Linked DNA regions of Mus musculus: all the other regions are linked to region 2. The links are chromatin loops, found by intact Hi-C in ENCODE. Cell type or tissue: left cerebral cortex. All regions are shown on one strand. Region 1 has its middle 63 kb from the start of Gm40603. Region 2 has its middle 83 kb from the start of Gm51759. Region 3 holds the start of Hivep2 (human immunodeficiency virus type I enhancer binding protein 2). Region 4 overlaps Hivep2 (human immunodeficiency virus type I enhancer binding protein 2). Region 5 has its middle 34 kb from the start of Pex3. Region 6 overlaps Hivep2 (human immunodeficiency virus type I enhancer binding protein 2).

The links. Hi-C counts contacts between places; a loop is a spot of excess contacts. Peaks named below come from ENCODE experiments on the same cell type or tissue, not always from the same donor. Only the 100,000 strongest peaks of a DNase experiment are listed, where the experiment ranks them.
Region 1: a loop joins it to region 2, with 4 times the contacts of the local background. A loop is called at or near these places in 12 of 42 quality-filtered maps.
Region 3: it touches region 2 in a loop (5-fold over the local background); 12 of 42 quality-filtered maps call a loop at or near these places.
Region 4: it touches region 2 in a loop (11-fold over the local background); 3 of 42 quality-filtered maps call a loop at or near these places.
Region 5: a loop joins it to region 2, with 6 times the contacts of the local background. A loop is called at or near these places in 2 of 42 quality-filtered maps.
Region 6: a loop joins it to region 2, with 2.7 times the contacts of the local background. A loop is called at or near these places in 2 of 42 quality-filtered maps.

The regions. Positions count from the first base shown.
Region 1 is chr10:14,383,285-14,388,284 of GRCm38, forward strand. No RefSeq gene overlaps it. Among named protein-coding and RNA genes, the nearest start is that of Gm40603, 63 kb to the left of the region's middle. In left cerebral cortex, no CTCF peak of the experiment used is centred here; a DNase peak (open chromatin) is centred at 2,486.
Region 2 is chr10:14,207,753-14,212,752 of GRCm38, forward strand. No RefSeq gene overlaps it. Among named protein-coding and RNA genes, the nearest start is that of Gm51759, 83 kb to the left of the region's middle. In left cerebral cortex, no CTCF peak of the experiment used is centred here; DNase peaks (open chromatin) are centred at 55, 642, 2,474, 2,897 and 3 more places; H3K27ac peaks cover 4,819 bases.
Region 3 is chr10:13,962,070-13,967,069 of GRCm38, forward strand. Hivep2 (human immunodeficiency virus type I enhancer binding protein 2) reads left to right here and starts at 4,310. Exons shown (of 9, transcript NM_010437.2): 1 at 4,310-4,628. In left cerebral cortex, CTCF peaks have their summits at 658, 2,763 and 4,241; DNase peaks (open chromatin) are centred at 2,687, 2,924, 3,682, 4,350 and 1 more place; H3K4me3 peaks cover 2,856 bases; H3K27ac peaks cover 2,844 bases.
Region 4 is chr10:14,056,761-14,061,760 of GRCm38, forward strand. All of the region lies in intron 1 of Hivep2 (human immunodeficiency virus type I enhancer binding protein 2), which reads left to right. Among named protein-coding and RNA genes, the nearest start is that of Gm51759, 68 kb to the right of the region's middle. In left cerebral cortex, no CTCF peak of the experiment used is centred here; DNase peaks (open chromatin) are centred at 300, 555, 2,215, 2,677 and 1 more place; H3K27ac peaks cover 4,246 bases.
Region 5 is chr10:13,584,179-13,589,178 of GRCm38, forward strand. No RefSeq gene overlaps it. Among named protein-coding and RNA genes, the nearest start is that of Pex3, 34 kb to the left of the region's middle. In left cerebral cortex, a CTCF peak has its summit at 2,922; DNase peaks (open chromatin) are centred at 2,860 and 3,911; H3K27ac peaks cover 2,185 bases.
Region 6 is chr10:14,136,112-14,141,111 of GRCm38, forward strand. Hivep2 (human immunodeficiency virus type I enhancer binding protein 2) reads left to right here. Exons shown (of 9, transcript NM_010437.2): 6 at 3,274-3,449. Among named protein-coding and RNA genes, the nearest start is that of Gm51759, 11 kb to the left of the region's middle. In left cerebral cortex, no CTCF peak of the experiment used is centred here; a DNase peak (open chromatin) is centred at 2,751; H3K27ac peaks cover 814 bases.

The sequences.
Region 1 (5,000 bases), 180 kb after region 2:
AAAGTGAGAAAGCCTGCCTTGTGCTAGGATTGGCTTTCTGCTTTCTGCTGCTAGAAATGGAACCAGGTGCCTAATGCTATAGTTATCATCTGTTTCTGGCCATGACAGACTGTATTCCTTCAAACCATAGGCCAAAGTAAGTTTTTCCCTCACTTAAGTTGCTTCTTGATAGGTGTTTAGTTAGAGTGCTAAGAAAAAATATCCAGTATGCTTCCTGATGTTTGAATATAGCACTTTCTATGTACCAGGCAATGTTGTAAATGCTTACTAAATGTCTACTAATTTATATATTTAACAAACTATACAGCAGTTTTAATTGTAAATATCACTTTTATTTCCTCAGAAGAAGGAATGAGATGAAAGCCATACCCAAGCTTTATGAATTCTTGTCTTGGGCTGAGCCCAGAGTTTTTCCTTCTTGGATCTATCACTAGGCCTAGGCCTGGAAGCTTCTAGCCTCTGACAATCTAATCTTCTCCAAGCCTGGAGCTTGAAGGCTTTAGATTCCAACCTCTGTCTGCTAACCTAGGTCTAGAATGGTTTAGTCTCTTCTGAACTTTGGCAGGCTGGTTCAACCCAGCTCTGTCTCATACTCCCCTTCAAGCTAACTGATTCACACTGGAAAGATGGCTTCTGAGCTCCATGAACTGAGCTGCACTGAACAGGACTGAACTCTCGTTCTCTCCCTTTCCCTCACTGTTCTTTAAGTAGCCTCTCCTTTCTGGCTCTTCTCATGAGAGCTGGGTGTATCCTATCTCTGATTCACTCTGTCAAATCTTTCTCTGATCCTTTTGTCTTCCCTTCAATTTGATGTTGTTGATTGGGATTAAAGGTGTGTACTAAGGACACATCTGTATTCTAGCCAGAGTGTATTCCAGTCAGAGGGATTAAAGCTGTGTGGTGTGCCTGCATTCCAGCCAGATCATATCTTTGGATGTGATCCCTTGCCAGAGCAGCCATGTTGCTGGATTAAAGTTTCTCTACATATTCCCCCTTTCTGTTTAAGCTAAAAAGCACACACCAATTAACTATTACAGCAAAAACTATTAGCAATCCCACAATTGTAACAGTCCTTACGCAGATCAGTTGATGTCCTGATCCTTCATAACTGTTGCCCTGATCATCTGTCCTTCAGCAAATGTCGATTTCAGCATCAAGGCTTTCCAATGTGCCAGTTTGGTGAACAATCATCTGGTCTGGTTTGTTGAGCTGTCTCCACGTGGGGGCTGGGGAGGGTCAGCTTTCTGCATTGTCTGCATTGCTGTCTTTATGCATCTCTTCCCTGAGTCATTCCTTTCCTGTGCAAGCTTCTCTTACTCAGGTCTGATCTTTATCAATTTTGATGGAACCCATAATCTTTCATCACCCGTGGGAATATAGGCAAAACCTCTTCCCCAGTGTAACACATTCTCTGATTTCCAGTCTGGTGTTAAAACATCTTTAAAGCATACAAGTTGATCTAATTCAGTAGTTGTTTTTTTTTTCCCTACAGGCAGCATTATTAAAGAGATGAATATCTTATAATTACCAAAACTGGGACTCAACTACTGGTCCCCAAATCCATACTTTTAACTATCATTCTGTGCTGGCATTTGCTGAGTTTTTGCATGGTGGAAAAAAAAATCATTTCCTTGTTTTAGTCTATTGCTTGCCAGGAGTTGACAACCCTTTCAAGAAGTAGCTGTAAATATTTTATACTTTGTTATATTGACACAACCTAGAAACACCTGGGAAGAGAGTCTCAGTGAGGAACTGTCTGGGTTTAACTGGTCTATGGGAATGCCTGTGTAGGATTAGTTTTCATGGGACTAATTCAGGTGTAACCGGTCATTGTGAATGTGGGCAGCACCATTTCGTGGGCTGGATTCGGAACTGCGTAAAGGTAGCATTGAGGTGAGCAAGGGAATGAACATATACATGACTGCACGTGTTTTCATTTCTCTTTGATATCAACTGGTTGCCATATGACTAGCTGCCTCATGATCTTGCTTCTGTGGCTCTCCCGTAATGATGGATGATAACCTGGAATAGTGAGCAGAGTAGCTTGTTTTCAAGGTGTTTTATAACATCGCCGTATATGAAAATGAGGCTTTAGTATAGGTTGTTCTCTAGAAAACTACCTATAAATCAGTTCTAAACGTGGCAACTTTCTTAATGCCTTAACAACGGTGGGAACTCTAGCAAGGGCTTTAGAACAAACCATATGGCGTCTGAGATATGTCAACTCCTCGTGGTTGGTTGTGCCCTGAGATAATTTAAAACTAGAAAAATAGAAAAAGAATCTAAATGAAGAAGATGAAACAAAGTGCCGTAAGCCAAAATAAAATGCCAGTGACTCTCAGCTGTCACCCATTTCTGTTAACAATGTAAAATCTTTAGAATGGAAGGGAGAAGCACTCAGGGTTCAGGCGTCTGCTTCAGAGTGCTCAGAGGCAGAAGGCAAGGGCCTCTGAAGAGAATGTGGGGTGGAATTTCCCAGTGTCTGGTGACTGTGTGAGTCACTGGGCTAAAGGCTTCACAGATAACTGAGAAAGAAAGTGTCTTTTATGGAAATATACATAAATGCTTCTGGAAGAAATCATCATTTTCACGTGAAGGCTAGGTGAAAAAGATTGCCTCCGCCAATTCAGGTGAACATGACCCAGCCTGTCGAGTGTCTGAGTAGGACAAGATGGGAATGCAGTGGCAAATATGTTCTCTGCACGTGAGCAGAGATCTCTGTCCTCTTACCTCATTCTTGAACTTGGCTTCCCTATTTCAGGCTAAAGGTATTTCCCTGTGGGCATTTCCCTGAGACTATCCCACTAGTTTCTTGGCCTCAAGGTTCTTTCTCTCCCTCTGTCTATCTCTCTGTCTCTCTGTCTGTCTCTGTCACTCTCTTCTCTCTGTTCCTCCCTCCCTTCCTCCCTCTCCCTTCCTTTCCTCTCCCCTTTAACAGCCCTCCCTCTTGCTTGGTATTATTATGTACAATGTTGTCATTCCTAATACCCTAAAGTGTAATTGGTACTAATCCTATCTCACAGAGTTTGAGAAGATACTCTTGGGGGTGGGGTGAAAGATTTGCTCAGGGCCACAGAGTGACTGAGTTGACCTGCCATTGGATTGAGGGGCAGAGGAAACCAAATGCTCTGCTGTTTTCCTAACACCCCAAGATCTATTTCAGAAGCTCTGAAGATACCGAGGCTTGGCAGAGAGTTGGCTTTTAAATTGGAATATTTCCAGATATGACTCCTTAACTCAGGAGTAAATTGTTATTTCCCCTACGTACTTGGCTTAGCTGACACTAAAGAGGTGTTGGGTCCTGACTTAGCCTGCGAGCTGTGACAGCAAAAATAATTTTTATGAGGCATGAACTCTTGAAACTGTGACTCCAATGAGCCAACAAGTGAATGAGGGGAATGAAAGCCGAGGTGCAATGCTCCTCAACCTCCACCCATGCAGCCTGGAAAACATCTTCCAAACAGGTGTCCTGGGCTACTTGGGCACAATGCTCATCACTGAATTCTTCCAGACACTTCTCAACCATACATTATAAAGATCCCTTAAGACCAGGTACTTGGATCTATCACTCTCGGCTAAGTAATTAAATCAAATGAAGTTCTCACTCCCACCGTGACTCCCAGGTGCACACGTGGTTTTGTTAATGGCAACACAAAGCACTTTCAATGTTTAGCAGCACCAGGTGTGGGGTGTAAATCTACAGGAGTTAGAGACCAAGGCCTGGAGGAGGAAAGCTCTTTGTGTGTCTTTTGAGTAAATGCCAGGAAGAGAGGATAATGGAGAAAGGGTTTAATTCCAGCTCCTCAGTGCTGTTCAACAGAGAAAATCTTCTCAGGAAAGGAAACTACGAGGCTCATGGCGCTCTGGTAAATGGTCTAACCCCCGTTTACTTGGCTGAACTGTTAGGGGGATCTGCACAGTTCACCTCTTACATCTCACATCAAGTCTGTATTCATTCTTCACGTTTACACCACGGGGTTGTGCTCCTTGTGGCAGTGACATCATTCTGGTTTTGTGTAGGTGCATCATATGGCTTTCTGTCTGATTAGTTGCCACCTCAGAGCTCAGTGACACTTTAATTAGAAAGTCTAGAGAGCAGAACAGTGATATTGCCTTTTAGACAGCTGGGTGATAACAGGCCTGAGGGCCATTAGTTGATACTGTACAAGCCCAGGAACTTTCCTGCTGGCCTCAGTCAACAGCTTGCATACCAAATCTCAGCCCTTTTAGTTCTCTCTCTCTGAGGCTCTCCCAATCTCCTCCTCTTCCTTTCTCTTCTTCTTGTTTTCTGTCTTTCTGGCCTCTCTCCTCATTCTCTTTTTCTTTCCTGTGACTGGGGAAAAGGAGAAACCCAAGGACTAAATATTGAAACTAGTAATTACTAATTATAGAATCACAAAAAGAAACATCGAAATAAGAGAATTAATGCTATCAGGAAGAAGAAAGCTCAAGGGTAAATATTGTTAATGCGTTTTGTTTCTCTTTGTGTGTGCATCAAAGACCAATTTATCCTTTTGAGTATTTTAATATGCATTGATCCATTCTAAGATTTTAAGGGTTCTTAATCATGCAAAGTAAATGTTATTCACCCACTCTTTGCCATGAAATAATGTTCAAATTTGAGCACTAAATTATTGTATTTTGCAGTGTCTATGCCAAATCTATATTCTCAATATGCTAACCTGATCATTTAAATAATTTAAATTTTATATACAAGTTATAAGAATAACATCCAGGTTTTCTGTGGGACTTTAACTCTGATTCCTAAGTATAAGCATCCGATCACATTTATCTTAGTTTTTTATTCAAGGTTATATTTTTTTCTGTGCAAATGATAAATAGACAGAGACTATAAAAGTAAAACCTATTTTGTTTTATATGACAATGGGCTGATACTTTTGACCAACAAAACACAGGATTTCCTCACCAAGGAATTCCAGTCCTCTGTAGATACCAACGTGGTGACCCATGGTTCAACTTCATCATGATCTTGATCCCTT
Region 2 (5,000 bases):
GCTTCTGGGACAGATTGCAAGCTCCCAGAAGGGAGGGGGAGTAGTTTGTTATGAAACAGGAAGTGAGAGTCGGAGTAGCATGTGTCAAGCAAGGCCTGTGGTTTCTATTTAAGTGACAGAATCAGCTCTGGAGATGAAGTAGAGAGAGGAGACAGTCTTTCCTAAGTGCAAAGTCACGGCTTTTCTGAATTATATGACTGATACATTTTTGTGGAACAACATTTTTTTTTAAATTACTTCCAAACTTCATTTGAAGCTCACATTGCCAAGAAAGCCAGACTACCCTTCCCTCATAACTCCATGACATCACCCAGTTAAATCACTTTTCAGGGAACATCTCTGTTTTGCTCCTGCTATTAAGTATTATCTAATGTTCTTCCCCGAATCCACTGGAAAATTAGACTCTTTTTGTTAAGGTTTAAGTTGTAATGTTATTACTGATGTGTAGCCATGGATGGCCTGTTTTGAGAAAAAAATTAATTTTAATTTTAGCAGTAGCGTGTTATGGCTTGTGTGTGTGTGTGTGTGTGTGTGTGTGTGTGTGTGTGTGCAAAGAAGACTTTTTTTTTCTGTCTGGCAGTGAGTCACAGTTTTAGTACTTTGAAAGGCTTGCCACAGGCTTCTTTCTCACGTGTGAGCATCACTTTGAAATAACAGTGAGCCGAGCCGGCTGATGCAATTTTGAAGTTAGCTCCTCTGCAGAGAGCACAGGGAGAAGAAACAGGGAAGGCATTTGGCTAGAGGTCTCGGACAAGGTGAGAGTCCGCTGCAGCCTCCCTGTCAACCTGGATGACACAAAGACAGTGTTTGTTCCTGATCCCAGTCAGGAGAGAGACCCTCAGCAGGGGCCATAGCAGACAGCCAACTTTTTCTATGTTACAGTGTTAAAAATATACTTTGATGTCATTCTTGGAGCTTTCAAATACAGAGGAATCGCTGAACATTTGTGCACTTCTCAAAGCAAGTTATGGATAAATTAATAACAATTTTCAGGTTAAAATATAGGACAAAGTGCTATATTTTATTTTCATCTAAACAGAGACTGAGTTCTTCTTGTCTGTTACTGAATACTTTACCCAGATGCAGGGAAGATGACTTCGGCTCATCAAAAATATATGACTCGTTGAATTATCAAAATGCAGTACTTATTGAGTCTCTACTATTTAATAAGTGCTCTCTTAAAATGATATACTGAAACACTATTTAAAATTCTCTACATTCATTTACTCACATGCTTGTCCCTTCACTGTGGAATAAACAACATTACTCCATGGACTTAGGAGATGGGCTAGAGAGATGGCTCAGTGGTTAAAGGCACTGACTGCTCTTCTAGAGGTCTTGAGTTCAATTCCCGGCAACCACATGGTGGCTCACAACCATCTGTAATGGGATCCGATATCCTCTTCTGGCATGCATGAAGGGAGCTACAGTGTACTCATAAAAATAAAATAAATAAATAATTCTTTAAAAGCCCATAAATATAGGCTCATTCTCTATCTCTCTGAAGTCCAGTAGTCCGGTCTGGAAAGGCATAAGAAAAATTAGGCTCACTGTAAATACTATTCTACTGGGTGGGAACGGAAGGAATAGGTGGTCTCATGAGAGGGCCCCTTTCACTCTTTATAGGCAGAGGAGGTAGAGGACCAGGAAGTATTCTAAGAGTTAAGAAATGTTAAGGCAAGAATAGCCCACAGAGCATAGCAGTGGTCATTATGACACCGCTCTGATTGTCGGCTGTCCCACCAAGCACTGATGCTGTCCTACAGTGTCCCACAGAACACTGTAGATGGGGAGGTGGCCTGAGAGGGCAGAAATCATCCAATGAGCCTCCACCGAGGGGCCTCTGCAGAGTGTGCATGCTGGTTCCTGATTTAATAGGGTTCCCTTTGTGCTGCATCTCAACAAGATTCTACATAGCATGTGCTAAAACGACAATTTCCTTTTCAGAGCTAAAAAGGAACCCTTTGGGCTAGATTATGTAGAGCTATATGTACCTTAGACAGATGATGCCTATCGCCTGCATTAAACTCTCATCATAATAAAAGTAATGGAGATGGTAAGGATAATGAATGACATCACACATTTTCAAGGAAAGGGCATGGAGACCCATTGAAGAAAATTATAGGATGTCTTTCGATGTTTTAAAAAGAAACACGCAGTAGCTTCTACCATTTCACAGAAATGGGTGTATTTTGCCTGATCATATTCAATAAGGCATCGCAGAGGGAATATATAAATGCATACATATGTTTCAGAAAGACAATTTGAAGATGGCTAATGCGCCGAAAGAGTCTAGGGATGTGGTAACAGTATAATGAAACAGATGCTGCAATGCTCACAAACACCGCATCTGCGCTGCAGGTACTGAACAGATGAGGTGAATTAAAATCATCTGTTTCTACTATTCCTCTCAACCCACTTACATAATCCTGGGCCAACTCCTAAAGGGGAGGATTTGCTGAACTTCCTCTTCCTTAGTTCTTGGTAAAGAGTGAATCACGGAGTGCTTACCGCTAAGGAAGACAAATCTCTCCACAACCCAGAGTATGGTGTGATATACATGCAACAAGGGAGAGTGACAGTGCACCAAGAAATCTCTGTGAACCAAGTTCGTGGTTTTGCTTCTAGCTGCTATCTTTCTGGGATCATTGGCCGCTGAGGCTCAGGATGTACCCCTGGGGTAATGGTTTCCACACAGTGGGGATAATTCTCAAGACAGCACTCAGTTCAGATGTCCTTTTCTCTCCAACAGTCAGGGTGGTCTCGGAAAGCCTTTCCATAGCTGTGTGGAGAGGAAAAGAAGGTATTTTGTAACAGGCAAGTGGCAGTGATTCCACATTGGAGAGTGGGCCCTGGAGACAAGCCAGGCTCTCCACAGTCTTGCGTTTGCCTGAGTCTGTGCATTCGCAAGTAGAACTCGAAATAGCACGAGTTATATAAAGACGGCTGATGAAGACGCTGAACTTTAATGTGTGATGCTGTGAAATCATAGATGACACTAGCAAATTCTCCAAATCAGTCTTTAAAGAACGTCACTTGTACACTGGTCCAGAGTACTGCAAAGGTCCTGTCCTGTTCTGGGAAGAGAAAGAGCAGCATCATGAGGGAACTATCTGCCCAGCTGGGTCTGACCATGGCTTTCCTCAGTTCCTCGGTGAGGAAAGAGCTGAAGTTAGACAGCAGGCTATCATCTAGTTCTACCTGCAGCCTAATTGTCATTAGTTATTGTGACTCTGGACTGTTTCAGGTGAGCAAGATGTTCCACCGCATCGGTCTAGTGGTACTCAAGGGTCGGTTTTGTGTGCCTATGTGTTTGCGTAGATATGTGTACACATATTTTCCTTTAACAATATAATAAAAGTAATCCCATCTGGATCTGCCACAGTGAGATATGTGCACTAGATATGCGCTACTGATATAGCAACACCAAACAGCACTCCCCAAACACAACCCCAACAGGGAAAATTCCTCTCTGGGAGTGCCAGAAGAGCACCCGCAAGTCTGTGCTTGTTAAAGCGATTCGTGGAATGTTTGAGAGCTGAACACCAGGCCTAAGGCCTTTTTTTTTTTTAATATGCAAGGATGCTGAGGCCAGCACAAAAGGCTATCCCTGGGACTAGAACCCCTGATCTCAAGAGCATCCTTCGAGTTCTCACTGAGAACACAGGGAACTGATGCAGCCTTCCAGTAGAAGAGATTGTGCGATGTAATCATGTTACCTGCCCCACAAAGAATTGTATTTCCCAACCTGAAAAATGCACCCTGGATTCACGCATGTGTGACAATGAAGCCAGAGCTCTTATGAAGAGCCTTTCTTGTTCCTTTATTTCTCACTGGTTATGGGAGAATGGCAGAGCCATCACTCACTATGTTCCCCAGCACGGCTAGGAAACCGCAAATCTGCAAAGACAGATGGTGGGAGGGGACAATTTTGGAAATAGCATCATGGAGGCTGAAGTGTCTCACTCTCTAGTTGGGCACATCTGTTTCCTGACCACTTAATTACCTCTCGCAAGAGTCCAAAGCCTGTGCTCTTTCCTGTTTTTCTAGTCACAGGTAAATGCTTCTACGCTCCACATGGTCCCAAACATAAAACAGAGAGAAGTCCGCTTTATGTATTGCTAGAAGATAAATACAGATCTCCTCTGCAAACATGTCACCATTTCTAAAGAGTTATGGTCTCAATGGATGGAGACAGAATATAAAAATCTCTCACAAGAAGTGAGTTTTATGATCCCAAAACCCAACCTCTTCCTTTAAACACAAGAACATGTTCTGGAAATCGCAAGCTGTCCCCAGGAAGGAACATGAAATCTCGAGGAGTTGAAGCAAGGAGAGATGCGTGGGAACCCTGGAGTGATGACATGGCAGCTTGCCAGGTCCCTTGGCAAGTGGGAGTGTTTGAGGAACCACTTCCTGTGCGCCTACATTTCAACACTCCTGCTTACAGGAGGTGTTCGGCTGGAGAGATAGTCCAACTGAGAACAACCAGGCACTGCCTTGTAGGGACACAGATGAAATGGGAAAGACAAGGAAAAGCAGCAAGCAGCAATGGTGGCACCGCAGGATATGTGGGGACACCAATGACCATCACACAGCAAGCATCTCTTCACACAGTACATTTGGACTTGTTACTTTTTCTAGAATTCTCCTCCTAGCTCCTCACAAAGATACTTTTCTTAGCTATGGCATTCCTGAGTCCCATCTTTCCATGGCTTTCCTGTGTCCCTCCCTCCATGGCATTCCTGTGTCTCCTCTTATTTCTTTTCTTTCCCAGGATCCTGTTCATTTCCTTTACAATACAAGCCACAATGTGATATTCTTTTTTTAAAAATTGGTAATTTAATAAGTATTTGTGGAGAACCTCTTTTATTTCAGGCATTATACTAAGCCCTGGGATGGTGATGAACAAGTAGATGACAGGCTCTGGTCCTTTGAGTTTCTTGCATCGCGGGAACAGGAATGTGTCACACTCAGGAATACTGACCTAAGCCAGGTGT
Region 3 (5,000 bases), 250 kb before region 2:
TCAGATTGTGTGACCTGTTGAAGTAGGTCTTAAGCACTAGACTGCAGTAATGGTTAACTGTGTTATCTGCTAGAAACACAGTCTCAGGTTTAGAGGGGGACTGGGTGGTATAAAACTTGCCTGTCTTCAAACTTGTCCTAGAGTGGGAGGGATCCTTATGGTAGCCTGGAGTGCCCATTTCACTTTGTTTTCTCAGGCACCCCGTGCCTACCCTTCTCCCCTTGGGGTCTACACACATTCTGGGGCTGGAGGCCTTAGGTTAGTCTTTTCTATTTCCTGAAAATCCTTCTCCTCCAGATACTTGCAATGCTAAATGATTCCATTAATCCCAGGTAGCAAGATTCTCTTGCCATGTCTCTCTGACCTGAGTGGTTGACATAGTAACAGGACTACGCAGCCCTCCACCTACATGATTAATCTACCTTGCCTTTTCTCCTTCCTCTCTGAGTGTCTTCACCTTTCAAAGTCCTATACAGTCAGATGATTCTCATATTTATTACATACCCTGCTTCTTCTCTCTTTCTTCTGACTAGAAATCAAACTCCTTGATTCATGGTTCCCTCATTTGCTCACTGGTGTGTCTGAAGTATATAGCATACACTCGATACATGTGTTTTTAGTGATAGCAATTTTTCTTCTTGCCACAGGGTGAAAAACTGTAAGTGTACCCAGAATCATTTGTATTTTAGTATCGTAATACCTCACAATGCAGAGTGCCAAAATCTTCTGTCCTTTGAAACTGAGAAATGCTGAGAACAGGGTGAGTGATGGGGTGGAACTGGTCGGTGCTGATGCTCCACAGAGGTGATCCAGCTGGATTTCCTGTGACTTATTTAGCCTCACTTCCCATGGGGTTTTTCTTGGGGGTAGTAGTATGCAGTTTTCTAACCAACGTCATCTTTAGCTTTGGAGGGAGAATTTTTCACTTATTATACTACCCATCTTATAAGCAATCAAATATCCAGATTGTGAGCAGTGTGCTTGGGAATATAGATATACAATATGAATTATAAGAGAGATTTGCTTAGATCAGTGGTACACCTTTCCAAGAGAAGCTGAAACAGCAGGCCAGGCAGGTGAGACGTGTGGGGAAGATGAAGATGAGGAGGGGGGAGACAGGAGCCCAATGTCCCACTGGGCATCTGGCTTTGGAATGGCTAGTACTGGTTTACACTTTGTGCACAGTGGCTTGCAAGAGACAAATCTTGGGCCTATTAGAGAGAAAGCAGTGATTGATGTATAGAAAGGTAGTGAACGTTGTCCCAGTTGACATTCCATAGTTATTGGTGGTTTGCCTGCCTTAAAGGAGAACTATGGTTCAGTTCTTGGGCCAGGAATTCCGGAGGCTAACTTCTGCCCTTCCCACAGGGTCACCTGTTAGCTGGTATTAGCATTGATACATGTTTTCAACAGTTGTCCCTTCAACAATTCAGTCCACAGTTTCTTCCTTGAAGCTTGAAAAATTTCAGACAAAGCAATCATTGAAAAAATGTCGAAGATTGATTAGAGACAATGTTTCCAGTGGTCCTTCCATTGTAGGATCAGAGAACTTCTTAACTGTTTATAAATTGCCTCCCTTTAAAAGTATGTATTTCAATGACTCATTTACCTGCATATAGTCACAATATCCTACTTTCTTTAGCCTTTTAAAATGTGGTTAAGTTTTCAACTAATATTCACTTCACCAAAGCAAAGCTGCCTGCTACTCTCTCTGTTTGCTCAATTTCTGAGTGCTTGGGCAGCTGCTCTGTTGTGTTTGCTGAAAAGAAATTGGATTCTTAAAGAAACGGAGTAATCTTCTCTATTAAGCAATTAAATAAAACGGACTTTTAGCGTGTGGACATGAAAGTGGGAGAAAGAGGGAGAGTGTGGGGGTGGAACTTTTTAAAAATCACATTTGGATTTTAAAAGATGTAACTTAAAATGATGCTTGGTAGATTTTTTTTTTCTATTAAGGCTTTCTAGTTTAAGGCAACGGGCAGCTGAATATCAAGGAACTTACACAATGAAAGGAGAGGTTGCTTAAATGGAAGCAGGCCGAGTTTGAGATCCATTTAAACACACACACACACACACACACACACACACACACACACACACACACACACACACACACAGAATTAAGTTTATTGCATATCTCCAACTTTTCTTCTTCCAAAAGCGACTAAAAGTGCATTTTGTAGAGTTGCTCTTCACAGCAATGCTGTCACAACATGGGGACTCTCATAATACTGTTTATAGGTCAAAACCAAAACCAAAACCAAAACGAAACCAAAGGCGTTTTTCTCCAACTCATTAAAGAGGCGGCCCTTCCTTTTTAATATATTCACTTGTAATGAGAAGGGTAGCGATTTTTTTTTTTAATGTCTTGACATTCGGTAACTGTGAAAACTGTGAATGGAAACCTAAAACATCTTAGTTATTATCTGCCTTAAAGCAGAACCAGAGTTCAAGTCTCAGGCCCGGAATTCCAGAGGCTAATTTCCACCCCTCCCACGGAGTCACCTGCTCCGGGGGAACCCCGGCCAGAAAGCCGGGTCGCGCCAGGTCAAATCTTGTGCGTCTCTTGTTTACTCCGCCCCGGGCAGGGCGGCGGCGCGGACAGGCGGGTGGGGAGAGGGTGCTACGGCCCCGGGAGCTCCTGAACGCTCGAATCCAAAGAGTGGGCGGCGCGCGGTCGAGCTCCGTGGAGAGCCCACCCGGAGGAGGCGCTCCGGGCGCCGGCACCGCCCAGAAGCCAGTGTCTGCGCTCCAGCGCAGCGACCTCTTGGGAACCTCCCTTGAGGGTGCACACGAGTCCACACACGCTGGGTAACGGCCCGAGGGAGCCCCGGTGTCCCCCGGGTGTTGCCGGGCTGGGGAGGAAGCCAGAGTCCCGGCCCCTACTCGCTTGGGATTCCCTTCCCCTCCCCCAGCCCCGCCCAGCTCTCCCAGGGCTGGGTGTGATTTCAGTCCCTAGCAGAGAACCAGAAGCGCGCAGCTGGAGGTGGCAGCTCGCCCCCTTTCCCCCGCTCGGCCCCCCAGGAAGCCGGCAGCTGCTCCCCGCACCGCTGCCCTAGCCTATTTGAATACCCAGACGAGGGCGGGCGGCTTCCTGAGCAGGGTGCACCCGGGGCGCCCTGGGGAGTGACCCCGGGGAAAGCAATTGGGGCGTTTCGAGCTCGTGAAAACTTCGTGCTTCCGCCCCGGCACGGAAAATGCTAGTGAAACACACTGTGAGCTCCAGGGGCTGCAACATAATTCCCCACCACCACCCGAATTGTTAACAAAATCGTGAGTGCAGCTGGAGGGTGAAGAGGCGAGAAATCCTTGGTACGCGGGCAAAATGTAAGGATCCCACAGATCACAAGGAACCAGTACGTGGGAAAGGGGGCTAGAGAGGGAAGGGAATGGGCGCGAAGGAGGTTTCCACACCCTAGTAGGAAATTCTCAGACCGCTCCAGACTCGCCAGTGTTTCTGCGTGGCAAGCCGATACCCGCTCTCAGCGGAGATCTCGGCTCCGAGGCAAGAGAGCGCGACCGCGACCTTCCCTCCCCGCGCGCCCGCATCAGGGCCAGTCCGGGTCGCACATCCTTCGCCCCGCTGGCCTGCTCCAGACTGGTTTTTCTGGTTCAGCCTCCCTCCCAGGGACGCGCTGGGGGATCCGATGACGTCGCTGGCTGAGTCTCTCCCTCTTCCTCCCTCCCTCCCCTCTCCCCCGCCCGCCCTCGCCGCGCACTCCTCCTAGTAACTTCTGTTCGGGGAGGCGCTGCCAGGAATAACCCGGTGCGTCCACAGCCCGGAGGGGAGGTGGCCGCTGCGGCTCCCGCACGCCGACAAACTGCGGCCCGGGTCCTGCGGCTCAAGCCCCAGCCTAGCGGCCCTGGCCCCCGCCCTGGCTCCATCTCCTAACAGTGTCCGAAAATAAATAAATATATAAATAAAGACAAGAGGAGCCTGGGCTGGCGGTGGGGATCGCCTCCCTCCCTCCTCCCTCCCTCCACGCCCGCCCTCCCTCTGTCCTTAAGGAAATGCTACCAGACACCCCCCACCAGACACGCTCAGCCTGGGCGAGGAGCAGCCGCCGCAGCAAGAACAAGGGCACCGGGGGGCTTTCCTCCCCTCCTCCTCTCTCTCCTCTTCCTCCTCCTGCGCTGCGGTGACTTTACAGGTGAGCGGCCGCCGCGGCTGCGAGGATCCCCCCCACCGCCCGCCGCGTCGCGCCCTCCTTCGGCCGCTGTCACCCGGACTGCCGGGAGCTGACAGCCGCCCGAGGGGCTCGCGGCCGGGAGGCTGGCGGCCGGCGGGAGGCGGGCTGGAGGTGAGGGGGTGGAGAGCTGGAGAGCGGGGCGCCGCCGTGCGCTGTCTCTCCCCGGTGGAGGAGGGTCTCCGCAAAAAGAGAAAGAAAAAGGAAAAAGAAAAAAAAAAAAAGACATCTTCGGTGACTGTGGCACAAGTATTTGCCAAGTTGAGTCTTGGACATTGAAGCTTGCCCGGAGCCCGAGCAACTTGAAAGGTCCTCTGGCTGGGTAGCAGCCTCCCTCCACGCTTCGACTCTTGGGTACTGGGTGCAGCCCTGGGGTGCGTGGAGGGCGCACCGGCCGCTGGCAGAGCAGAGCGGCGGGAATCTAGGTCCCTTCTCGGCTCGGTAAGTGGCCTCGGTTCTGTGTTTTTCCTGCCTGCACCAGAGATCGAGCTTGTTTCACTTTACCCTGAAATCGCCTTCGCCCAACTCCATCGCCCCCTTCGCGGCGCGCGCCCCCGGCCGCTTTCCTGGTGGCCCAGGGGTAAGGGTCGGAGGAGGCGGGGATGGGGGAGACCTAAGCAAGGGGGGGGGGGTCGGGCGCATTAGGAAATGCGGGGAATACCCTGGCCGAGGTTCTATGCAGATGAGGGGAGGCTGCTTTGCGTAATGTCCTGGGGGGAGGGGGCCGCGCGGGAGCGCTGGAGGCAGGAATGTGCCTGGTTACTAATGAGGGACGTGCACCGGCGCGCACCGCCGGGCCACCGCTGCGGCTGC
Region 4 (5,000 bases), 150 kb before region 2:
TCTATTGTTTTGGACACTGGCTGCAGGCTATAGGGACCAGAGTGCTTTCAGCTTGCATTGTGGTGTCTGTCTTTCAAACAGAGAAGTTGGAGAATGTATATTCTTTTCCTTTTTTATTTCTTCAAAGAGATTAAATCACGGCTCTGACAGGAGAGGGCAGGATCTCTGAGAAGACCTCCCCAGTGCTTGGAATTCATAGATTCTACCAGGTCCCTTCCCTATTGTCCCAGGCAGTGCACTCCCCAAGAGGCTCCCAGCATCTTTGGCTGCAGGCCAGCCTCCCAGGGCCTCTGGCTTTGATGTGCAGTGCAGGCTGTCCTCTGGCCAGGTTGTTGTTGCTGTGGCCTGGGCTTCACTCACAGTGAGTGCCAGGAGGGATGTCCTGTCTGCAGTATACATTTCCATAGCCCTAGTCCTGAGGCCGAGACTCTGCCTTTGACCCACAAGGGGCTGTCCTTGACTGCTAGGCTTAGCTGTGCTTTCTTCTGGTGTCTGCTGGAGGCAGGTTTGTACCCCGCCTGTCACTTGGGAGGAAGATCCACCCCTCTGCGTGGAGGAAGACAACAAACAGCTCCTTGCCAGGTCTATTGTTAGTCAGAAGGGTTTTCTAGGCCTGGTTCAGGGAAACCAACTCAGCCAGCTGAACAGCTTCCTCTGGGGGATGCACTGTTGACCTTGTTTTAGTCTAGGCCTGGCAGCAGGATTCCCAAAGACATCAGTCTGGCAAGGGAAGTCTTACTCACCTGAACCCTGTTTCAACCACAGCTCCAAGCTCGTTGTTAGAAGCCATGCTATTGCACATAGAACCTCTTGACTTCTGGTGGTCCCCTGGGGCAGTTCTAAATGTAGGGGATACCTGAACACGGAAGATTACAGTGGTAGCTAGCCACCAAGGAGTATGGAATGGTTCTGTACGTTCCAGGACGAGCCCAAAGCTGTGCATCCTTCATGGGTGTTCAGTGAGGGAGAGTTATTACAGATGGTCTCTATTGAGAAGTGCCAGTGCAATTCAAACAGAAACTGCCTCAGAATTCTGTCTTGTCCTGATTTACATAGCAAGAGTCACTTGCTGTGTATCTCACTAGATTTGGTAATGATATTTCCCACATAGGGGAGACTGTTCTAGCAAAGCCCCACCTCCATGACAGCGATTTCTTTTTTCAAGTTTATACAGCCTCAAGATGTCATGTTTGGTTTTGTTTTTCCTCTTAAATTCTTTTTACAAGAGCTCACGGTGGGGTTTGATTTTTGGTTTTGTTTGTTTGTCTGGTCACCTCCAGTGAAACTACTTTGGTTTTGCTTTTGCTGTTGTGGGTTTAGCAAAATGAGATCGTTGAAGTTGACTTGCTCACATGACTTAGTTAAGGGAGGGTACCAGGAAGGGCTCTGAGGGTTCTGAGTAGAAAGTGGAAAGGTTTGTAGAAGGCAGGCTCCGTGGTCTTACCAGGGATCACCTGTTTGTACAGTAATCTTACGTTCTACAACTGTTCATAAGTTAGATTTCATTTAGAAGCCTTACCCTGACAACACTTTCTTACCATCAGTGAGTGCGTGAATGTCTGGGCCTTAGTGGGACTGGTGGAGGGAGATAATCCACTAGAGAAAGCTGAGTTCCAGGGCCCTACCTTGTACCAGTGTCATAATAGGTATCTTGTGATGTTCAAACCTCCGGGTTTTGAAATGACAGGATCACGTGTTGCCTAAGTTCTGATCTCTCTTGTGGGGACAGGTAGCACAGCGGAGTTTGCTAGAACAGGTGCATCTCCCGCTGGGTCAGCTGACACAGTAAGCCAGTGAATGTTGGTATGAAGCACAGTACCCGGTGGCATTCCAAGCCCAGTTCTCAGTGTTTTATTGCGGCGATAGCGTCTGCTTGTTCTATGGCCAATGGAAGTAGAATGGGGAGGTAGCTAACCTGACCTAGGGATGCTGGTGTGTCGGATCCTAGTAGTCCTTTCCCAATTGCTTCTCTTGCATTAACTGGTGGCAGTTAGGCCCCCACAGCCCCGAGGTACCTTCTTCAGAGTAGTCTCACTGGGCAAGTTTTACTTTGATAGATCTTTTCAGCTCCCTCTTGCTCTACCACTGAATTCATTGTGCAATATATACACCCTAATGTGGGCTAGCAGGAAAATGTCTCAGAGGCAGTTCAAAGAAACCCAAGGTATAATTCATTTATGATTTCATTCTGTATCTGGGTATGTTGCTTCCTATTGTCAGCCAGTGTGGGAGGAAAAGGAAGAAGGGTGCTGTCGTTGAGGGTGTTGTGTGGGTATGTGCCATCCCAAAGTACTTTACAGGAGAAGAGACATTTATTTTTGCAACCAAAGTAATATTCAGACACTAACAGAAAATTATTAATTATGCCACAGTTAAAAAGTTGTTGCCTAATGCTGTTAAATTTGTTGCCATTAAAGACAAATGTTGACCAGAGACATTGTGTATACACTGGTATCCCTGTTTAGAAAAGGAATGGATAGGTTTTGCTCCCAGGCTTACAGCTACATTCCTAACACTGTTACTGTTGCCAGTAGAGGTTACTTGCACAGGCCTTAGGCAAGCTATCCAGTCCTCAGCATAGGCTTGTAACTCTCAGACCTGAAACTATTAGGCAGAGCTGAGGTTTGCCTTCCCTGGTTAACAGTGAATTCTGGCTGGAAGTCTCCAGTGATGGGAATCTATGACTCAAAGCAGGTGTGCCCTAGTTGGCTAACTCTACCTTCTTGCTTGCCCTGGGAGCCCTTCTCCTTCATTTCTGTCTGCTTCCCATTCTACCCTAGTGCCTGTATCCTCAGCATATCTGAAGCCATTGGCAGCTGATGCTTGCTAGACTGAACTCTCCCTAGTCTCAGCAGTTATCATTCTTAGGATCCTTAGCACACATGTTAGCATTGAGCACCCACTTTTAAAAACACACACATACACTCTCTCTGTCTATCTCTGTCTCTCTGTCTTCCTCTTTCTGTGTATGTATGAGAGGTAGGAGGGAGGGAGGGAGAGAGAGAGAGAGAGAGAGAGAGAGAGAGAGAGAGAGAGAAGCACTGTTCAGTGTTCATATCATAGACTTCCTTCAGTGACTAATGGAAAATCTGGTACTTAGCACGCATTTGTAGTTGACTGGCTATTAACTAGAATCTTGCTTCTCAGACTTCGGCCCTCATCTTGGGGGCCTCATTTCAGACCTACAGGATACAGAAACACCATTTTAATTTTAAAAACTCCCGTGTTGACGGTGTTTTAGAAAGCCCTGCCAAGACCATAGACATCTTCAGCAGCCCTTCTGTTAGGAAAGTATCTGGCTATGATCGAGAACTGCTTACCTCTCCTGTACCTATGATGCAGTTAGTTTAGTCTTTCTAGACTATCAAAGTAGCATGCTCCAAGTTCAGAGATATGCTGTCTCAGAGTATAAGGGAGAAAGACAGCCAGGGACCACTTTTACACACACACACACACACACACACACACACACACACACACACACACACACACACTAGATGTGACCAGGAGATTCTGTATGAAGTCATATGAACTCTGTGTGAATGACTCAAACTATTATTTCACACAAATCATTCACATCTTTCAAATAGCCTCTTGCAGACAGCTCACACCAAGTACTAGACAGTATGATCTGCTTTCCTTAGTTCCTTCTCCTTCTCCTCCTCCTTCTCCTCCTCCTTCTCTCACCCTCCCTCCCTCTTTCCTTTCTCTCCTTTTTTTCTTTCTGTCTCAAAGTATTCACTCCCACTCAGCGTGCTATTTTGAACTCCAGGGAAGAAAATTTGTAGACATCTTGCAGTCTTTCAGGAAACATGGTTCAGATGAAATATCTGCCTTTCTCTATGTGTTTCTTCAGTAAAGCAGAGAAACATGTCACTTGTATTTCGTACTTTCACACAACTTGACACATAAAGTAGCTTTTCAAGTCAACACAGAGCCAGCCTCGGTCCTTCGGTACTCCCTCTCATAGAGGTAGTTGACCTGCTTTCTTTCCTTTTTGCGTGTTGACCTCTTACCTCTCAATATAGAGTCTGGATGTATGGACCACTTAGGCTATCTGAAATGTACGATTATTTTCAAGTATCTACATAGTAGACACTAAATCAGGGAGAATGACATAAGGTTATAATTAGCATGCGCAGCAAAATCCCAGACTGTCTTCAGTACAAAAAATAAGTTTAAAACATTTTTATTGTACGAGGATCTCATGTTGCTCAGGTTGGTCTCAAACTTGAGACGTAGCCGAGGCTGGCCTTAAACTCCTCATCTTCCTGCCTCTACCTTGTGGGTGCTGAGACTATAGGCCGATGTCACCAGGCCTGGTTGTCTTATTATTGCTTCAGGTCATTTACACTCTGCTTTCCTTGTCTTTTGAGTCCAAACCTAAATAACAGAAGAATCAGGAGGCACCAGATAAGGAAAAGAAAGGAAAATACTTTGTGCTAAGCTGTCTGAGCCATCCATTCTTGTTTTAAATGAGCTACATGGTTCTTCAGAAGGGGAAAATAAAATGGCTGATAGGGTTTCGTTTTGGAACTTGTGTTTATGAATAGTTTGATGTCAGGTTTGTCAAGAAAATTAAACCTTTTTTATTTACGATAGGACTTAAAAATACTTACCTTCGGGGGCTGGTGAGATGGCTCAGTGTGTAAGAGCACCCGACTGCTCTTCCGAAGGTCCAGAGTTCAAATCCCAGCAACCACATGGTGGCTCACAACCATCTGTAATGAGATCTGACTCCCTCTTCTGGTGTGTCTGAAGACAGCTACAGTGTACTTACATATAATAAATAAATAAATCTTTAAAAAAAAAATACTTACCTTCTATTTAATCACTGCTTCATCACCTTTAGAGATATTATTCTGGGGGGCTTAAAGAGAATTAGCACAATTAGTTGCGCGATAAGAATGCTGTATTTTTAGCAAGTGAAATGGGATCAGGGAAAGAGACAAGGAGACTAACAGAAGATGAGCATACATTAAATGCGAAAGTCATGTGTC
Region 5 (5,000 bases), 620 kb before region 2:
TCAGCTGTGACAGCTGTGCAAAGCCAGAATCCTAGAAGAGAGTCCATTGGAAAGGATTCACCGACTGTGCTCCCTCACAACCTACCCTATGGTGCACTCATTTCCCCACCGTCCCCCAACTCACTCCTACACACTCCTGCATCTAACCCATCTCCTCAGTGACCAGGTCATTCTTCTTCTATTTACCTTCTCATATCACGCAACTATGTGTGTAGTTTCTTATTTCCCCTTTTAGCCCCCCAGAAAAGGCACCATTTTGTGGATGTGTTCAAGTTTTTTCTGCTTAGCATCGTATCCCACTTAAGTGTATGTCATACAATCCTTATCACTGGTTAGTCACAGCTGCCTAACACTTGACTGACTGTACGTCTGTATGAGGTAGAGTTTATTCATCTGCTCTCATGAATACCTGAGCTGTTTCCAACTAATTCTGCAAAGAATAAGTTGCATATGTAATTTTGGAAATGTATCTTTGAAAGGGGTTCCTGGAGGTGAGATTGCTCCCGTGAAAGGTGAGTGTGTGGACCGTTTTGGTAGTCACTACCACATCCCTCTCAGAAAGGATTCTGACAATCTGCCGTCATCTCTTCTAGCTTTTTGTGCATGTACCTGCCTCTCTTTAGCTCTGCCACTAAAATTGTATTGTACTTCAAACTAATTTTATCTGATAGGTGAGAAGAGCGGCAGTCTTGGTTTGTGCTTACTTATTTCACGAAATATTATGCATACTTTAAAATGTATAAACATTTTATAAATATAGAATGCATAAGTGAAATATATTAAAATTATTTTTGCATGATTATTTTTATTTTTCTACTGATTTTGGTTGTTCACAAATTCTGTTTTTCCACCTTTATTGAAAATAGATTATTTTCTCATAAAACATCCTGATTATAGTTTCTCTCCCTCTCCTCCTCCTTTTTTTCCCACCTGCTGGAGGCCAGCTCCAGAGTTCTGATAAGAAAGGTTTACCTATCTTTAAGTTACTCTGAGGCCAGAATGTGCAGTCTCTGGAATCACTGATACTCTTTGTATAACAGCAGAGAATTATGTAACGAGGTTCTTTTGTCCTTTTCTCTGCAGGAATGCCTTGCATAGGATCCTCAGACTGAGAGTTTTTTAAACTCCTTGTCAGCCTCTGAAAGTCTCTCAGGAAAGTTTTTTTAGGAAGAGAAAAAAAGGGAGACACTTTAAAAAAGGATTCTAATCTTCATTTCCAAGGAAAAGTAAAGTTGAAAAACCTATTAGACTATATGTTCTCTTAATTTCTAAGTTACTCTATTCTGCTCTTCCTCCTCCTCCCTCTCCTAGTCTTGCTCTTTTCTTCTGCCCTAATTTAATCGTAGTTTGTACCTTTTCTAGAAGAATAGATCATATGGTCTTTCCAAGCACCCCCCCCTTTTTTTAAACAAATGTCCACTAAAAGTTCAAACATAAATTTAAATCATAAATTGAATAAGAAATTTACAACAGGGAGGTTTGCATGTATTTCCATCAAGAATAGGTGTCTAAGTAGATAATTATTTTCTGTCACTAGCTCTATAGGTTCCTTGAAAATTGAAAACTATAATTCTCGTGACTAAGTTAGCATTGAAGTTTTTGAACATTTGTATAGATAAACCCAGTCAACATTTAATCTTCTGTCCTTGCACCTACAATAAATCATTAGTTCCCTATTATGGCCTTTGGTGAATTGTTTGGTGAACACTAAGCTAAAAGCTCTAATATATGTGCAGAAGACCTAATATATATGCAGAAGACCTAATATATATGCAGAAGACCTAATATATATATGCAGAAGACCTGGTGATGCACACCTATTTAGGTCCTGTGCTTGATAATTTGGTCTGTGCTATCTCATGAGTTCTTTAAGTATTAAGGCTCAAAATCCCTTGCCTGTGGTATATATTACAAATATTTTTCCTCATGTGTCAATTGTCTTTTGATTTTTGTACATGGTCTTTTCAATTTTATGGAACTCTAGTTTTCAGTCTTTCATATTTTTTTCTAGATGTTTTGGGCTCTCCATATCAAGATTAAAGAGTAATTCACCCTTATTTTCTTCTGGTAGTTATAAGCACTAAATGGTTATTAGGTCTAGACTTTTATCCACTTGGAGTTTATTCTTGTATTTGGTTAAGATGCAGATTTCATTTATTTTTTCCACTGGCCACATTGTTTCCCCCATTTTGGCTTGGAAATTTAATATACAATTCTGTCATACACACACTAACCTTCCATATGTACTTGTGCCTCCTTGAAGAAGCTTGTTTCGTCCCATGGCTCTCTACTTGTTTCATCACATGGACAATACCGGATGTTTTAAGTGCAGAAACCTAACTAACAATAGTTTTAGATCTGGTTGAATACATTTCTAGTCATATGCATTCTGTTATTTTTTAAATTAAAATATATTATTGCAATTTATGTGTATGGTTGTTTGGCCAGCATATGTTGTATGTCTGTGCACCACATGTATGTTTGGTATCTATGGAGGCCAAAAGAGTTCCTCCAGTCCCCTAGAGCTGGACTTACAAGCAGTTTGAGCCATCATATGGATACCAGATATGAAATAAAGGACCCCTAGAAGAGAAGCCAGTGCTCCTAACTGCTGTGCCATCTCCCCAGTCTCATTTTTTAAAAAATAGATTTATCACCTATTATTTTGTTTGTTTTTCCCTACAGTGGTGCTCTGAACGAGCATCTGCCCTATTGTCTCAGGAATTCGACCACTTAGTGCCCATTGGTGCTGTTTGGGCATGTATAGGAGGAGTGGTTTTGTTGGAGGCAGTAAGTCACTGCTGGCAAGCATTGAGAGTTTAAAGATTCCCACCATTTCCAGTTGCTCCTACTCATCTGAGGATGTGAGCTTTCTGTAACAGCCGCCACCCCTGCTGGTGCTATGCCTCCTAGCCACAGTGAACCCTTGTTTCCTGGAACTGTAAGTCCAAATAGATTTTCCCCTCTGTAAATGTCTTCTGTTTGTGGTGTTTCATCACAGCAACAGAAAATTAACTAATATCAATAACAACTTGTTATTCAAAGTTCGTGTAATTCAATTATGTGATGCTATGTATAGGAGAAGCAGTTGTGCCTCTCAATGGCATTTTTTTGTCATTCCAATTTGCATTAATAGTGAGTAGTTCAACTAATGGGAAACAAGGAAAAGTTTAAGGAGCAATCATCAGGAACTAAGATACAGTGAGGGAAATCTCAGAGACAGGAGGCAAACTCCAGATATATTCTATATCCTGAAGCCAGGGTTGGTTGAAGCATTGAGATTAGATGAACAGAAGTCATGGACACGCTTAGAAGGGACAAGAGAGGCAGGACCTAGAATTATGATATTTGAGGGCTAGCATGCTTAACACAGGAGTGTACATATTCTCCCTTCAGGTGAGGCATATTATCTTATACATTTGGAAGAAAATGTTCCCAATCCTTGTTCAAACTGCTAACAACATGGCCTTAAAGCGTTTAAATATGGGACCAGAGAGATAGCTCGGGACTTAAGAGGTCTGCCTGCTTTTTCTGGAGATTCGAAGAGCAATTCCCAGTACACGCAGTGTGGCTCAGTGTGACCTTTAACTGTGGTTCCAGGGGATTAGATAACACTCTCCTCCATTCTTTGGACACTGGGCACACATGCGGCACACAGGCATATGTGCAGGCAAAACTCCTATATACCTAAAATAAAACCTTAAAGAGCATAAGTATGTTTATGCCTTACATAGTTCTGAAGTAAGGTTTTATTTTATTCCCGAGGAATCTAAGTTGCTTCTTGCAGAGTTTAACATCTTGAAACTAAAAGTTTCACATACATTTTAAACAGCCCCTTTCCCTTCAACTGCCCACACATTTACCAAAATAAACAAGGGCACCCAGCAGGCTTCTCTCTGATTTGCATAGCAGGGAGAGTGATGCAAATCCTCACATTTGGGTTATTTCAGCCCTTGGGGAGATGATGAAGGGTTCCTTCCCTCAAATACTCTTCAGCGCAATGTCCTTGCCAGAGAGCTTGCTAAAGCTCTGTGGCTGTAAGTGGAGACAGTGGAGGAATTAAAAATTCAGATTTTAAAACACTCTAGTTCTGAGTGTTAAGTGAGGACTTCTGGCTTGGCCATCAGCTGTGGCTTTTGCCTCACCCCCACCCAACTCCTGGCCTGTGGGGCTCCACCAATCCCCTCCTCCCGTCCAACACTGTGTTTTCCCACCTCTCCTCCCCATACAAGCAAAGCAGGCTCAGATGCTCCTCTCCAGCCTATCATATATAAAATCAGAGGAGTTACACTAACACGCTGTGTTAGCATTGAATTCAGCATAGTGTATGGCCATGAACAGGTATATGAAACCCCTCCTTCTACTGTGACGTAAACTATTCATTTTCTTGACCTTATGCACCATCTCATCTTGCTCTGAGCTCAAAGCAGCTAGGTCCCAGGTCAGGTTGTGTGCATGGTTGGGTTCACCACGATTGATAGTGGCAAGTTAATTGTAGAAAGAAGTGGGGGAAAGGGGAACAGATTCCTGTCTGCAGAGCTTTGGGTCTTAGCTGGCAAGTGTGATTAGCCCTTGCTTCAGCGAATGATCATAGACAGCCCCTAGGAGCTGCATATACGCGTGGTTTCAGAGTGATTAGTAACTCAGGATTATTCTCGCTTCTGTCCCGCCCTGAACTCATGGTGAATCTAGGTGGTTTTTGATTTACCCAGCAACTAGGACAGTGAACATTGCGTAGTAGATGCCCTAAGAATCATTTGGTTCTATTGATGCTCACCCGTTCAAAGTCTCAAAGACTGACCCCCGAATAATTATTTTCAAACTTTCTTAGAACAAGGCTATTTTCTTAAAAAAATTTCCCAACATGCATGCAATATGAGCACTGACTTGTCTGACCCTGAGTTAGGGTTCTGTGATCTCTCTGATTTTGTTTCTTCTCGTGTCTCTGCCTATGTTTAGGAATCCTCATAGCAGAACTTGGCTCTATAGATCTGTTCAAA
Region 6 (5,000 bases), 72 kb before region 2:
TTGACAGACACAACCAGCCAGAACAACTGACCTCATGTCAACTTGACACACAGTCACTATTAAGCCACCACCCTTCCTTTCTTATTCATCCCCAAGATCTCACATTTAAAAACATAAGTTTAAAAGTCCTACAGTCTTTACAAACAAGCTCAAACACATTAAAATTACAGTCCCTTTAAAACAGCCAATGTCCTTTTAAAATTTAAAGTCTTTTAAAATTCAAAGTCTCTCAACTGTGGGCTACAGTAAAATACTTTCTTACTTCAAGAGGGAAAATCAGGGCACAGGCATAATAAAATCAAGACAAACCCAAATTCCAATCAGCCAGTGTCTGGGATCCACTCACAATCTTCTAGGTTGCTCCAAAGGGCTTGGGTCCCTTGCTGCAACTGGCCTGCACTGTAGACGTTATGTCCTGGTTCTTCCTCTCAGGCCCATGTTCCCAGAAATAAGACACAGACTCAAAATATATTTACAAATACTGTGGACATATAGCTAGGCTCCTCTCTGACTAGAATTATAACTTAAGATAGCCCATTTATTTGAACCTACATTCTGCGGTGTGGCTGGTTACCTTCGATCAGGCATGATGAGTTCTTCTCCTCATGTCTTCCTGGGCCAATCTTACTGTGTCTGGCTCTGTCTCAGAATTCTCTTTCCTTCTAGATGTTCCACCTCCTAATTCCTGCCTAAGCCATAGCCCATCAGTTCTATTGAGTGGTGCCACATGCATACAGACATAAGATATTCTTTCTATACTACACTTTCACCAATGGCTTCTCCTGGCTTCTCACATGGCCTTGGTGGTTCTCCATGACCCTTTCATGGCTTCAAAACCAGTACTACCTTGGTAACTCGTACTCATTACCAAGTTTGGCTGCCAGCACTAGGTACAACCTTGGCCACTTCTGGAGCACTTGTGCTCTCAGGAAACACTACCCAGAAGATTTCATCTCAGTGATACTGGTCTCTCCTTAATCACTGCTAATTTCTTAGCTCAAGCTGACCAGCATCAAGTATCCAAACAAAGCAAAGTTTTGATTTAGTAATTCTAGTATCTTTTAATCACAGCTGCTTTTTCATCCCCAGCTACCAGAACTACAGAACCTTAATTCGAGATAGCAAATGGTTCTAATAGAGTCTTCAAACCCCCTCTGAAATTTCCTAAGCCAGGTCTCCATCCTTTGCCTTGCATCTCCTAAGCTCCTATAGAACATCCCACAGAACTCTTAACATCTAGTGACCCTTCTAACCAAAAATTCCAAAGTCCTTCCACAATTGTCCCCACAACATGGTCAGGTATGTCACAGCAATATTCCACTATGCTTGAACCAACTGGTCTTTGTTAGGATTTATATTGCTGCAACATGACTGGAAAAAAAAAGTTGTGGAGGAAATTGAAATTGGTTATTCATCTTACACTTCAACATTGCTGTTCATTACCAAAGGAAGTCAGGAAAGCAACTCAAACAGAGCTGGAACCCAGAGACTGAAGCCAATGAAGAGGCCATGGAGGGATGCTGCTTACTGGCTTGTTCCTCATGGCTTGTTCAACCTGCTTTCTTATAGAACTCAGAACCTTCTGCCCAGGGATGACCCCACCCACGATGGGCTGGGCTCTCTCTCCCATCTACCAGTTATTAAGAAAATGCCTTATAGCTAAACCTTATGGAGATATTTTCTCAGTTGCAATTCCCTACTTTGACATAACTCTGGCTTGTATCAAGTTAATGCCCAAAACCAGCCAGTACAACTCAGTATTGATAAAGCTAGAGTAACCTTTCCTGAAGAATATTGGCTTTTTGTAAAATCATCATATCCCCTTAAGCAATTTCATCCTTCTTAGGAACAGAGAGTGAAATTGAATGTAGAAGGATGATTTTGCGTCTTGAGGATGTGTTCTGATTTATTATAAAATGCAAACATGAGAAGAAAACAAGTTTTAAGGCCAAGCCATAGTTGGGGTGTTTTATGAAAGGGGAAATGGCATGTAAAATTGATGGTTCTCATCTTCCCCTTTGATTAGTACCGACCAAAATGCCCAACATGCTGAGATGAAGCTTTATCCGTAGCAGAGTTGATATTCCAACACATGGAGGGATGTTTCATCTTGAAAAGCCTTCTACAAATTGGACAATTGAATTTGAATTCGCTTTTGTGTCTGCTTGGGGGTATTAGCTAGAGATGGGCATAGTCAGAAGCCTCTTAGAATGGGAAAAAAACATAAAACAAAACAAAGCTCTAGGTCTAAATACCACTAGGAATTCCACAGTGAACAAAGATTTTTGCATGTTAGCCAACCTTTGGAAGCTATACAAAGAACCTTCAGAAATCCTTTTTTGCCACAATGACATGGGAACTATGTCATATGCCCTGCAGTGATGTAAGGGATTGTACTATTTATTCAGTTGTGCAGTATAGGTCTACTGTGTGATAATCAAAATCTATGTGATTTATCATGTGCTGTCGGTTTCTAAGCAAAATGAGATTACAGAGCAATGGGTTGGTATCTCCTCTTCTATCAAGACTTTCATCTCCAGTTCATGACAGTAGATGGCCTCAGGTACACTTTCAGACCAATCTTTCAGGAAACAAACACTAATTTCATCCCAGAATCTCTAGTTCTCATTATGCAACGCTGCTTTCAAGAAGCCAGTTGAAATTTAAACTTCACATGAGTACAGTTTCATGGTCCTGGGAAGAACAGATCACATCTGTAGACAACAGTTGGGGAGCAGAGCTTAGCCTTGGCTAAGTTGAAATTTCAGAGGCACACATGTACCAGGGTTGTAAAAATAGAGTAGAAACTTGCAAGGAAGATTTCTATTCTCAGTTAGGATTATTTCTGAAAATGTCTCCATACGTATATTATAGATGATGTCATGTTAACAGATTATGCACGAAGCATGGTTATTCTAAAATGTTGGTATGCATTTAGTGATGCTCTTTGACTGGATGCTATACTATGCCCACAAGTGGGAGGTCCAGGTCTGTATCTCTCCGGACTTAGGTTAACCTATTGGGACATTTGTATATTCCATCAGTAAATCTGTTATTCCACATAGAATAAAGTTTTGCATACAGCAATAATTCTGTTACATAGATTGTCTCAAGTGTTTGCTATATAAACTTCCCAGGGTTCGTAGAAGTCAGGGTGAATAATTGGAAAAGACCCTCATAGAAATTGACATCAGGCAATGACTAGCTTTTGGTTTGGTATATCACATGCTAAGAGTATTTAAAATCACAGTGGTCTGCCTCTTCTTCAAATAGGTACAAATCCAATGAAGATTATGTGTATGTCAGAGGACGTGGACGGGGAAAGTATATTTGTGAAGAGTGTGGAATTCGCTGTAAGAAGCCAAGTATGCTCAAAAAACACATACGCACTCATACTGATGTTCGGCCTTATGTATGCAAGTTATGTAATTTTGCCTTCAAAACGAAAGGTATGAGCTTGGCTTTTGCAGCTGCTGCTGCTGTTTGGAGAGGGAAAGGTTTCAGGGAAACTTCCTGCTACTTAGGATTCTGAGTATTATTTTGTAACTCACTTTCACCAACCATAAAGAGTATTTTGTTTGTGCAAATATAACCCCCCTGAGATATATTTCCTCCTTCCTGTCCAGGATCAAAGGATGTATGTGAGACTCTGAGACTCCTTTTATGACTAATTAAGAGCTACAGACTGAGGGCCAGGCAGGTTGTCTCTGAAGGAAGTGGCTTAGAAGTGCCTGGATGGCTATTACTTCATGTTGGAAATTTATGTGGGCTAGATAATATTTGCAACAATATTGAGATTCTTCAGGAAGGCAATATGTGAGAGTCAGTGGATAAGCAAGGGAAGCTACTGAGAAGAAAATATGTGGCCATGGTCACTTTCAAGCGTATAAATAATGTAGAGATCCACAGACTCCCTGGTGGGCCCCCTCCATCCACAGCTGCATTAATTATACATAGAGACTTGATAGCTTCTGTTCTGTGTATTTATCAGCATTGGAGGCAAGTCTTACTCTCAGACCTCAAGAGTTAATCTCATCCAGCAAAGACCTGCCTTGAGATAACCTGTCGTTTTCCAATATCCGTTTTAAGAGGCTGATTTACACAGAAATGTTTCACTTACGGTTGCTCGACTTTTATTTCTATTATTCTGTAATCCGGTGAAAATCTTCATGTTGCATGTCGGATCTGTCTAAGGTAGCTTGTAGACAGCCCCTCATCAACCCACTTCATTTCTAGCATTTTCACATTTAATGTTAATATCAAGTAATCTGTCCTGACACATGAGAACAGACAATTAAAGCCAGGTATGAATTGTGATAATCCGGTAGGGAGACATATACCTATCTCAGTTGTAGCCCACAATATTAAGCTGTGCTCTTTTGACAGAAGTATTGATAGTCAGGGTCTTCAAATATCTGTTTATTAGGAGAGTATTTATGTGTCTTTAATGCCTCATTTGAAGTTTGATAGAGAGAGGAAACATAAACATCTGTATATCTAAAGAAATAAGGATACTGCTCTTTAAATACCCTTCTCCCTTAGCATGATCCAGCTTACTGAGAAGTTCCTGGGAGGAAAGATGTAAAAGTTTGATTTTAGGGCACACTGCAAGTCCACCAATCACTGTAAAGTTTACAAAATAATACTCTAAGTAAATGATTAAATCCAATTATACACCATTGGGAAGACTCCACCAGGAAAGAGTGTCCTCTTGATCATTAGTGGAATTTCCTTATCAGCCTTTGGGAGTATGCAGGCAGAGGTCTAGGAATTTGAGGGTTAGCAGTGCATTCTTGGGAGCTCCACAGGGTTCATCTGATGAAATATCCACTTTTCAGATTTTTGTTCTCTGAGTACAAGTGTGTCATAAGGACCTATCTTCCCCTTGCCTGTACCAAGCTCCTAAGGACCAATCCCTCTCCCTTGCCTTACCAAGCTCCTACCATTGTCTCCTATCCTGCTCTGGTCTGCTACATCAGATGCTCATGGCTTCTGCAAAC